2 separate regions of the Homo sapiens genome follow, and region 1 is linked to region 2. Evidence: chromatin contacts called from ENCODE Hi-C or POLR2A ChIA-PET data. All regions are on one chromosome and are shown on one strand. The core of a region is the stretch at or near the end of the contact, and the rest is flanking DNA. Distances in the headings are between cores, read along the strand shown. Region 1 overlaps STK35 (serine/threonine kinase 35). Region 2 holds the start of NSFL1C (NSFL1 cofactor).

Region 1 (5,322 bases), core at 1,642-4,141, 670 kb before region 2:
AAGTGATCCTCCTGCCTTGGCCTCCCAAAGTGCTGGGATTACAGGTGTGAGCCACAACGCCCTGCCCAAGATCTTAAAATGCACAAAGCCTCTTTCTAGACCCAACCATTTGTAAAATGGCAAATATATCCTATAAGTCTCTTTAGCTAACAAGTGGTCCAGGAAGTGGAATCCTGGCTGAAGTCCTGCCAGATATGTTGGACTGCTGGAGGACTCCCATATGCCACATTCAAAACACATGGATTGTTGAAAGAGGCGGCTGGGGCAGCCCTACAAGGAACTGAGCACCACCAGCCCCTGCTCAGCAGGGGTCCACCCTTTACCTAGCCACCCCCTGCCACCATCTTCCACATTCTGTTCACCCACTTAAGTGTATCCAGAGGAAGCCAGTCCCACGGATTCTCTGAAAGGCAGACAGACTGTCGCCCAGGCTATAAAAGCACAGATGCAATCATAGGAATGTGCTCCCAGGAGGCAACCTACTAAGAGGAACTGAAGTGAAACACGGGAAGATGAAGGATCTTGCCTGTTGCTAAGAGTAAATGTGGGAAACCTGGTTCCAGGCCCCTCTAGCTCTCTCCCTACTCCCCCTCTGGAGACTTCATTTCTTCCCCTGCCAAATGAAGGACCTGGGGCCAGCACAGGGGTTCTTAACCTGGACTCCTTCTAACCCCAAGGATGCACAGGTTCTGCAAAGCCCCTTAGGGCTGGGAAGTTTAATGCATATCCCAGGCATTTTTTTTTCTTTTCTTTTTTGACACAGAGTCTCACTCTGTTGCCCAGGCTGGAGTGCAATGACACAATCTCGGCTCACTGCAACCTCCACCTCCCGGGTTCAAGCGATTCTCCTGCCTCAGCCTCCCGAGTAGCTGGGATTACAGGCGTGTGCCATGACGCCCGGCTAATTTTTGTATTTTTAGTAGAGATGGGGTTTCACCATGTTGGCAAGGCTGGTCTTGAACTCCTTACCTCAGGTGATTTGCCAGCCTCGGCCTCCCAAAGTGCTGGGATTACAGGCCTGAGCCACCGCGCCAGGCCCCAGGCATTTTTTAAATGGTAGAATAACACACCATTCAGGTTCTGAGAAAGGAACATGGCACAAAGAATACTGAGAAGAGGCCCTCTATAGGCCCCTTATTTATTAAGGCAAAAACTAACTGGACAGTGGCACATGAGTGCTCTAAACAGGGCACCCCCAGCACAGGTGAGACGTACAACTTGTGTGGCTGGGGCTGAGGGAAATCAGGCCAAAGAGTGTTTGGAGGGAGGCAGACTTCAGCTCAATGCACCAGAGCCCTTTCTAACAGGGCAACAGTGAGGTCCTCCTCCTCCTTGAAAGTTTCTAGCAGAACCCGAGACCCGCCCCATCTTTTTTTTTTTTTTTTTGGAGACGGAGTCTCGCTCTGTTGCCCAGGCTGGAGTGCAGTGGCACCATCTCAGCTCACTACAACCTCTGCCTCCCGGGTTCAAGCGATTCTCCTGCTTCAGCCTCCCCAATAGCTAGGATTACAGGTGTGCACCACCACGCCCAGCCTGAGACTCCCCTTTCAAGTGGACGAATGTTATCAGGAGGAGACAGGCTCTATGCTGCGTCCCTGAAGCTCAATCCACGCCCCACTTATACAAGGAAGAGGCACAAACACTCTTGCAGCAACAAGTGGCAGGCCCATGTAAGGCCCAGTAAGTCAGCAGGGTATGACTTACTGAGGGAAAGGGTCTGAACAAAGCTTAAAGCCGAGACAGCATGCTGCTGCAAAGAGATGTCAGCTGTATCTCAAGTGTGCCAGAAAGTCAGGGCAGTGGAGCAAGCAGTTACTGTGAAAGCTCCTAGACATGAAGACTTGCTTAATATTGTTTTAAACAATTTGATTGCTTGGAGTATACTGCCAAAAGTGCTAGTATTAAAAAGTTTGCCAAATGCACACAGAGAAACAGTAGGCAAGACTGCAGATTCTGAGATTTGGAGGTCTCCGTGGTGACCAGCAGGCAGGGCTGCACACTGAGTCATCTTGTCTGCGTCTGAGAACCCAGACTCACTTAAACCTCGTCTTTCTGGCCTTGGGAGGTCAAGAGGCAATAGGGCACTGGGATGGTAGTTCCTCTAAGCACTTTAATTAGTACACAGACACTGGGTGAAACCCAACACCAACTAAGGGGAACTATTTGTCTCTAGAAACAGCCCAGGTAATTGGCAGTTAGCTGTGTGGATACCCTAATTCCCCTCCTCAACTTATTAAGTGTGGGGCAGAAAATAAAAGCTGCCAACTGCCTCAATTGGTCCCCAGAGACAGGTTCAGTTGTGGCTGCTGTGATTAGCAAAGAAAGAGCCCAAGGGAAAGGCTGAGGTCCTCAGGGGCCCTTGCCAGGAGGAAGATGCTAAGGTGCCATTACTAGCTAAAGGGGAACGGTCACTCTTCCATATGGGGACAGAACAATTTGTGGTTATAAGAAAGATGCCAAGAAGGTCACACCCACAGAGAGGTCCACATGGACTTTTGGTTACAACAACCAGTTAAAGCCCACTAAGCCAAGGGGAACTCACTGGAGGCAATTGCTAAGGGGTTTGGAGATCTCTTTGGGAGAAAGAATGCTATCACAAATTGTTAGTGAGAAGCAAAGTGAAAACGTGTGATTAGCCTATAAGGATTTGGCAAAAACAAACAAAATAGCAGGATGGGGGCAATACACAGAGCCACCACTGACTCAACTGTCATCAGGAGCTAGGAACTGCGCCGGACACAGCCTACAGTGAGCAACACTTACTGCACTGACCAGACAAGGAAATGGGGGCCCAGAGAAGGTAGATCACTTGCCCAAAGCCGCCCAGCTAGTAAGTAGGAGAGCTGCCGTTTAAACCTAGATTGACCAGTCCAACAGGTTCAACAGCAAGTCTGTTGATGTCTTGACACCAATATAGAAGCAAAGGTTTCTCATCTTCCTATTCAGATGTTACCCTTACCGCCTTCCCATGCTCTGGAAGGTGCCTGTGCAGTCTCACACTTTTTGGAGACAGGTACTGCCAGTGTGGCAATTCATCTTCCCCTCCTGGGGGACTGACAGTTCTCCCCTCATTGTTACTGACTCACCTGCCTAAAATACAGCCTTGCTCACCACCACCCACTCACCCTTGTCTTTTTTGGCAGGATGAAGTTCATTCTCCTCAGGCTGGCATTCAAGGCTCTTGGCAACTTAGCCCTATTTAGCTTTCTACTCTAGCCTCTGTGTGAACCCACCCAGGGATAGGCACTCTTCACAAATTCCAGTGTTCTGTCTTTGGACGTGCTATGGCCCCTGCTTCAAATATCCTAATCTGTTCTTCTTTCTTCAAGGTCCATCTTAAGTCATGTGTCCTCTACTTTGCCATCACTTACTTCTTTGGCAAAAGCCAGCTCCCTTTTCTGAGCTCCTGGTGGCCCTGAGACAGTGCGGTGCATATGGATTTGCTCAGATGAACTCTCTTTGGTAGCTCGATGGAGATCATGAGCACTGGAGCTCTGGCCTTTGAGCTGGCATGAGCTAGCCATGTGGCCAGTGGTAAATCACTTCCTTTCTCTGGAGTGGGAGTTGGGGGGACAACAATACTTAGGATGCAGGTGAGGATTTCACAACATTTAAAAAAGAGTGGGGAGTACTGACGCTGAGCCTGCATAGGCCTAGGCTAATGTGTGGGTTTTTGTTTTTAAGCAAAAAAAATTTAAAAAGTAAAAAAATTACTTTTTTAAAATAGAAAAAAGTATACAGAATAAGGATATGAAGAAAGAAGGGCCAGGCACGGTGGCTCAGGCTTGTAAGCCCAGCGCTTTGGGAGGCTGAGGCAGGAGGACAGCTTGAGCCCAGAAGGTCGAGGCTGCCAAGTAATCCAAGATCGTGCCACTGCACTCCAGCCTGGGTGACAGAGCGCGACCCTGTCTTATGTTTGTGTTTTACGCTAAATGTTAATGAATCAAGAAATTTTTTAAAAATTTTAAGTTTAGAAAGCAAAAAAGTTACAGTAAGCTAAGGTTAATTTATTTTTAAAGAAAGAAATTCTACAATAGTGTACAGTAATGTCCTAGGCCTTCACACTGACTCATTACTCACTCACTGACTCACCCAGAGCAACTTCTAGTCCTGCAAGCTCTATTCATAGTAAGTGCCCTATATAGGTATACCATTTTTAATCTTAAAAAAAAAAACAAAACTTTAATATAATTTTGTAGAGATGGGGGTCTCCCTCTGTGGCCCAGGCTGGTCTCAAACTCCTGGGCTCAAGTGATCTTCCTGTCTTGGCCTCCCAAAGTGTTGGGAATATAGGCATAAGCCAGCAAGCCCAGCCATTTTTTTTACCTTTTATGCCGTATTTTCACTGTACCTTTTCTATGTTTACATGTTTAGACACACAAACACCATTGTGTTACAACTGCCTATAGTAGTATTCAGTACCACAACATGCTGTACAGGTTTGCAGTCTAGGAGCAATAGGCTCTATCTACCATATAACCTAGGTGTATAGGAGGCTATACCATCCAGGACTGTGTAAGAACACTCCATGATGTGTGCACAAAGACAAAATCGCTTCACAGTGGATTTCTCAGAATATATCCCCGTCATTAAGTGACGCATGAGTATATAGTGAATGCAAGATGATCGGCAAGCTGCTAATTCTCAGTAACCACTTGCTGAATTTGTATAAAGACCTAGGTCCCCAGGGGGTTCCAGGGAAGGGGGTCTGGTGAGCAGGCAGATGACACAACCTCTACCCACGCCCTCTATTGTCATTCAAACCACGGTGTGACGGGATGGCCAAAGGAGTGACTCCAAAGCCCCTTCCCCACTGGCTGACCGTCCAGATAAGGTTGGAGGGCCGCCCCTCAGCTCCGGGTGCTTGCACTTAGAAACCTGAAGATTACTGAAACCAGGGACTACAGACCTTCTTCCCCCATCTCCCTCCCCTGTATGCCTTTCCCTAACCCAAAATAGAAAGTATTTCCCAATTTACAAATTAAAGTAGTTCTCAAAATCAATTTTACAGCCAGCAATCATGACTCTGATGTTATATAACTAGTAAAAATAAATAAATAAAGAGAGAGCGAGATGCCCACACTGGAGAGCTGCCCCGTGACAGGATCACCAGGCTGCCCATGTGACAAGACCCCGCACAGGTTTTCAGCTCTAAAAAGCAAAACAGTACAAAAACAACAAAACGCCATGTTCTTGAAACACAATTATAGCAGAGAGCAGATGCAAATAAGGACAGAAGAGCAACACATCATAACCTAATGAGAAGCTGATTACCAAGAAAAGAACAAAACGCAGCAAGACTCAGCCATGAACGCAGCCCCG
Region 2 (5,229 bases), core at 1,917-4,416:
TTATTATTGTCATTAGTTGAAGATGTTGTGAAAAGAGAGACAAATAGTCCCAACTTTGCTGAGGCAGTGGTAGTGTTGTTATTATTATTATTATTTTTTTTTGAGACAGAGTCTCGCTCTGTCACCTTTTGTGAAGAAGAGTGGTAGAAGAAGGCAGTGCTGAGGCTGAGGTAGTAGAGAAGGGTGAGTGGTACCGGCAGCTTCCATGTATAGGGGCCTCTGGAAGGTCTGAATGTCAGCTGAGAAATCAATCATTTGCTCCACCTAGCAGCTCCCCTGGCCCCCTAAGCTATAGAGGGTTTAGCGCTTAGGGGACTGGAGTAGGGGGTCAGAGGAGACACCAGTCCTGGGTACACACAGCTCCTGCCCAAAGTGAAGTCACCACCAGTGAGGACACGGCAGAGGGGGTGCCAAAGGAAGGCTGGGGTGGGGCGGGAGGTGGTGGAAGATAGGATTAAAGGGAGGGGCTGGGGTGAGACTGGAGTGGGAAGGAAGATGGAGATGAGCCCGGAGGGGGCTGGGGGTGAAATGGAGTGAAAGTGGGCTTTGGAGGGTGGGGTGCATTTAGTACTGAGGGTGGAGTTAGAAGGGAAAGTGGGGCGGGGTGGGTCAGGTGCTGGTGGCGGATCTGTGAGGTAGAGGTGAGGCTGGAGGTGGTCGTGGTGGTAGAATTTGGGGATGGGGCTTGGGTGGGATGGGGCTGGAGGTTGGGGGCTGGTGTGGTTGGACATAGGAGAGTGGAGCTAAAGCTGAGCCTGCAGCACCTCCTTCTCTAGTTTTGTTAAGGACACTTAGATAAGTGTTATGTAAATGTAGTTTCAAGTTCATGCCCTCACATCCCCTGCCTTAAACTCCAGTTGGGTCATCTGGAGCTGCTTCCAGAAACCAGCCATAGGAAGTGACCAGCACAGTCCTGCAGTCTAAGGAGAGACAGTGTGGTGTAGCGGTTAGAAGCAGACTCAGGAGCTGTGCCATACCTGGATTCAAAACTCTTTAGAAGTCTAGGTTTCCCCATCTGCAAAATGGAAATGATAACAATAGAACTCACTTCATAGGGTGCATGAGTTAGTGTATCTAAGGCTCTTTGCAGAGTGTCTAGGGGCATAGTAAGTGCTCAGTAAACACTAGCTGCCAGGTAGTGTTATGGGAAAGGATGCCCTCAAGTCCTCTAGAAGAGGGATCAGGGACCCTCTGGCCGAACAAAGAGCTTTCCCTGATGGCACAAAAATGAAGAGGGGGGGTGACAATGAGTTTCAATGACTCCAATACCAGCCAGGGAACTGGACCTTGAGGAGCTGATCGCCTGCAGATCTTTAAGCTGGGGTTAGTCGTTGTCAGTTTCCAGGGTAGAAAGACCTTACTGGTTGCCAATCGTGAGGTCCAGAGTGAGCCTCTAGCTTCTTGGACTTCCTGGAAAGTTGGGGTGCATTTCGAGTTGACACAATGATGAAAGGGGTAAGTCCTAGGGACCGGGGCTGGTCCTGGGTGGCCTTGCAATAGAAAGGAGAGTCTCACACCACAAAGAAAGGACCCTCCTCCCATGCCTCCTGCCAGGGCCTATTGTGGCTGCAACCATGCTCCTAATAACCTAACCCAAGCCCTAACTCGTTTGTCATATAAACTTAAAGGATTTCTTGCACAGTGTTAATAAGACACCGAATTTTCCAGGAAAGCAACTATTGTGTCAATTGAGGGAAGACTGGACTTTGTGCTGTTCATAACCTGATTAAGAGGGGTTTTGACTAAGCCTGGGCACCTTCTCAAGGTCTCCTTGAGAAAGGGACACCTGAACTGAGAGCTGAAGAATGAGCAGGGGCCGACAGAGGAAGAGGAAGGGAAGAGTGTCCCACGGTGGTGTTGGAAATTAAAGCTCGAAGTCTCAAGGAAAACCAGCACTGAAATAAAAGATTTTTCAGCAAAGCCAATTTACTTCTGCAGAAGGGTGCCACTCACACATCTGGTCTTCAGGAAAGCACACCGAACAAAAGAGAGAAGGGGTTTTTATCCCTAATGCGGTTAGTCGCTGCTTCTGTGTCCTGTTCCCATTGGCTGGGGCTGGACTGCGCAATCTAAGCTAATCCCGATTGGCTAGTTCAAATGGAGCAGAAATGTGGGCTACAGTGGTAGGGCAAGCGGTTTCGGCAGGAAGAAGAGTTTCCGCGGGAATGGCAATTGTAGCGAGGGTATCCAAGGGAACAGATGTGAGTTATAGATTAGGACCCGCGGGAAGGTTGTTTACCGTAACTAGGGGTAAGGAGGTACAAAGAACAAGGAAGTTAGGCTTTGAAAATAGAGAACAAAGAACAAGTAAGCTGAACAAGTAAGTTCCTCTTTGGAGAGGCAAGAGGGCAAAGAAGCTGAGGACCCAGAAGACAGGATTGTGCCTAAGAAAGTGGCCTTGGAGCAGAGGCCCAAAGAAAGCGGGGAGAGCGCCTTGCCCATCGGTAAGGGAAAGGTGCTCCAGGCACAGAAGCAGCTAATGCAACGGCCCTGAGGCAAATGCAAGATAACTGGCAAGTTCCAGGAACAGCAAGGAGGGCAAGGCGCCTGGAGCAGAGGAAGCTAGCGGATCCCTTGATGAGAGGGAGGAACTGGCCCATCTCTCATGGGTCCTGCAGGCAGGCCATGAGACTGTCTTTTATGCGGGGCGAGATAACGAGGCATGGACGTGTTGTGAGCGGAGGCCTAGCCTGTTCAAGGTCTGAATTTTTACCCCTAGAATGTAAGAAGCATGGGAGCAGGGACTTTGTTTTGCTCCCTGCCATATCCACAGCCCTAGAAAAACGTCGGGCCATTGATAGCTCTCAGTAAATGCTTGACAAGTAAGTGAATGAACGAATGCACAATTAATGAAATGAGGGCTGCGTCAATGAATAACTGGGAATCTGACTCCTGCAGGGAGCCTTCAGCCCACAGGTGTATGTAAGACCCGCCCCGCCTCTCATCCTTCGGGCTCCCACCCCCGCCGTTAGGCTGCGGTTCGCGCCGCGGTCGCCAGAGGGCGCGGAGCGGCGGGGCTTCCCGCACGGAGGGCTTTGCGTGAGGCACCGCGTGGGGCGGGGCTGCGGGCGGGCTCCCAGCTGCTGGGCCCTCATCGGCTGGGCCTCGTCGACCGGCAAGCGGAACGCGGCAGCGGGGCTGGGCCTGTGCGGCGGCCGCCGGAGCGCTTTGGAAGGCGCACGGGGCGAAGATGGCGGCGGAGCGACAGGAGGCGCTGAGGGAGTTCGTGGCGGTGACGGGCGCCGAGGAGGACCGGGCCCGCTTCTTTCTCGAGTCGGCCGGCTGGGACTTGCAGGTAGCGCCGCGCGGCGGGCTGTGTCGGGTGGGCCGGGGACTGCTGGGAGCGGGCGCCTGGTGCCTTAAGCCCGCGGCGGCCGAAGCGCACAGTCATCCCCGCTCTACCGCGGCCCGACCCAGGCCTCATGGTCCCGGGACCGCTTGTCACGCGTCGCCTGCTCGGCTTGGGAGTGGGGGAACGCGGGCCAGCCCCAGCCAGTTCTGCCGTGCCAGTTTCACCCTGCCTCGCCCGCTTGCGGCGTCAGCGAGACTTCGGGCGCTGCGGCAGCCGGCGAGGAGAGGGAGCGCCTGGGGGCGTGGCTGCCGCGCCGAGTATCTGCTGGAGGCCGGGCTGGTCCGAGTGAGCAGCTCTTGGGTGAAGCCCCACTCGGGACTAGGTGGCCGCTCATTTCCACTTCCGAAGTCCAGCCCGGGAGTTGACCGCCGCCCAGCCTTCCTAATTGCTGGGAGAATACCTCTGGGGTGGTGGCGCAAGGTTGGAGCTTCTTCACCTTGCGTAGTTAACTTATCTGTAAAATGGGAGTCTCGTGGAAATTGCTGTGTAGTTCATTGGCACGTACTGAGTATTCACTAAATACTTGCTAAGAAGACTTAAGCTTCACGAGGCAGGGATTTTTGTACACTGATGAATTCCCAGTGCCTGGAACAATGCCTGGCACATAATAAGCATTCGGTAATTAACTGTAGAAAGAATTGCATAAATATTCTTGGCCAGCTTCGTCTTAGGTAGATGATGACGGTGATGACTAATATTTATTGAGTACCTACCATGAGCCAAGCGCTGTTCTGACTGCTTTACATGTCTTTTGTCATTTAACCTTCGCATTTTGCAGCTGAGATTAAAGAGGTTAAGTAACTTGCTCAAGGCCTCACTAGCTACCAGGCAGAAGAGGTAGAAGTGGAACCCAGTTCTGTCTGATTGCAAGCAGACAGAGCCCAAGCTTTAAACCACCATGTGCCAAGCACTTTACATAATATGATTCGTTGGATCCTAGCAACACTATGAGGTAAAGACTAGACCCATTTTATGGATGAGGAATTGGAAGCACAGAGGGCAAAGAATTTGCTCAGGGTCACATAGCCAGTAAGTAGCGGGGTTGGAATTTGAACTGAGTCTGCTGCCAAACGTAAATTACTCCCCAAACATAAGAATTCGGTAAAGCATCACACCTAGATCACACCTAGACACAATGGGAAGCCCCTATGCTGGGCAGAAATAAAAAGTTTCTACCTGAAAGACCTAAAAGCACACAGTGTTGTGACCAACAGATCTTCTGTCTCGTTCCCCTCACATTGTAGTGGGGAAACTGAGGATCATGCATGTGACTTGCCTGGCAGGAACAGGACTTGAATGTAGGCTCCCTGAGAATGCCAGTTCACTACATGGCCTGAGACAGCACACTGCCTCCCAGCAGATTACTTTTATCCCTTGACAGCTCACTGTCTCCTGTGAAGTTGGTGACCCTGAGGACAGAGGCCATGTCTATTTCATCTCTGTGACCTCAATGCTTTCTTGTGTTTGTGCAAAGCAAGTGATTAGTGAATGCCTGTCCGTTGAGTTGGTGACAGAGATGTCACAAATGACCAAAGGATTCCCATATTCCTTCTGTATGTGTAAACCTAAGATGCGAGTATGCATAAATCTTAATGGATTATCTCATCCAGTGTGCAGGTTGGTGAGACAGGTACCCCCATTTCACAGATTAGGAAACAACTTGAAAGAAAGGAAAAGTAGCAACCTGGACTGACTCCACAGTTCCTGACTCCGGGCTGTACTGGAAGCGCTTAAGAGTGAGGGCCTAAGCACACTAGCAGGGATGGAACCTGGCTCCTCTCTTTACCAGTTGTGTAAACTTGAACAAATTTTTTTTTAATCCTCAGTGCTTCTGTATCAACTATAAAATGAGATGATAAGAGTACTAATAGCATAGA

What was found. Hi-C counts contacts between places; a loop is a spot of excess contacts on that map. ChIA-PET counts read pairs that join two places held with the same protein, here RNA polymerase II (POLR2A). Pooled maps may share reads with other maps.
Region 1: a map of breast epithelium shows a loop between it and region 2 (19-fold over the local background). The contact joins the enhancer-like site here to the promoter of NSFL1C in region 2. A Hi-C loop is called at or near these places in 1 of 168 maps with a recorded cell type or tissue (breast epithelium) and 1 of 50 pooled maps. POLR2A ChIA-PET finds 5 or more read pairs at or near these places in 1 of 52 experiments (PC-9).

The regions. Positions count from the first base shown.
Region 1 is chr20:2,130,325-2,135,646 of GRCh38, reverse strand. The region is part of intron 3 of STK35 (serine/threonine kinase 35); the gene reads right to left. LOC124900458 (a long non-coding RNA gene) reads right to left here. Exons shown (of 2, transcript XR_007067499.1): 2 at 1-5,322. Among named protein-coding and RNA genes, the nearest start is that of STK35, 31 kb to the right of the region's middle. Within about 2 kb of position 2,891, at least 5 of the 41 ENCODE cell types and tissues checked have a DNase peak (open chromatin) inside an H3K27ac peak, as active enhancers do; they include PC-9 and breast epithelium, where a contact is called at or near this core.
Region 2 is chr20:1,464,786-1,470,014 of GRCh38, reverse strand. NSFL1C (NSFL1 cofactor) reads left to right here and starts at 3,166. Exons shown (of 9, transcript NM_016143.5): 1 at 3,166-3,295. The coding sequence starts at 3,191. RefSeq lists a silencer at 2,872-3,141 and an enhancer at 3,436-3,937.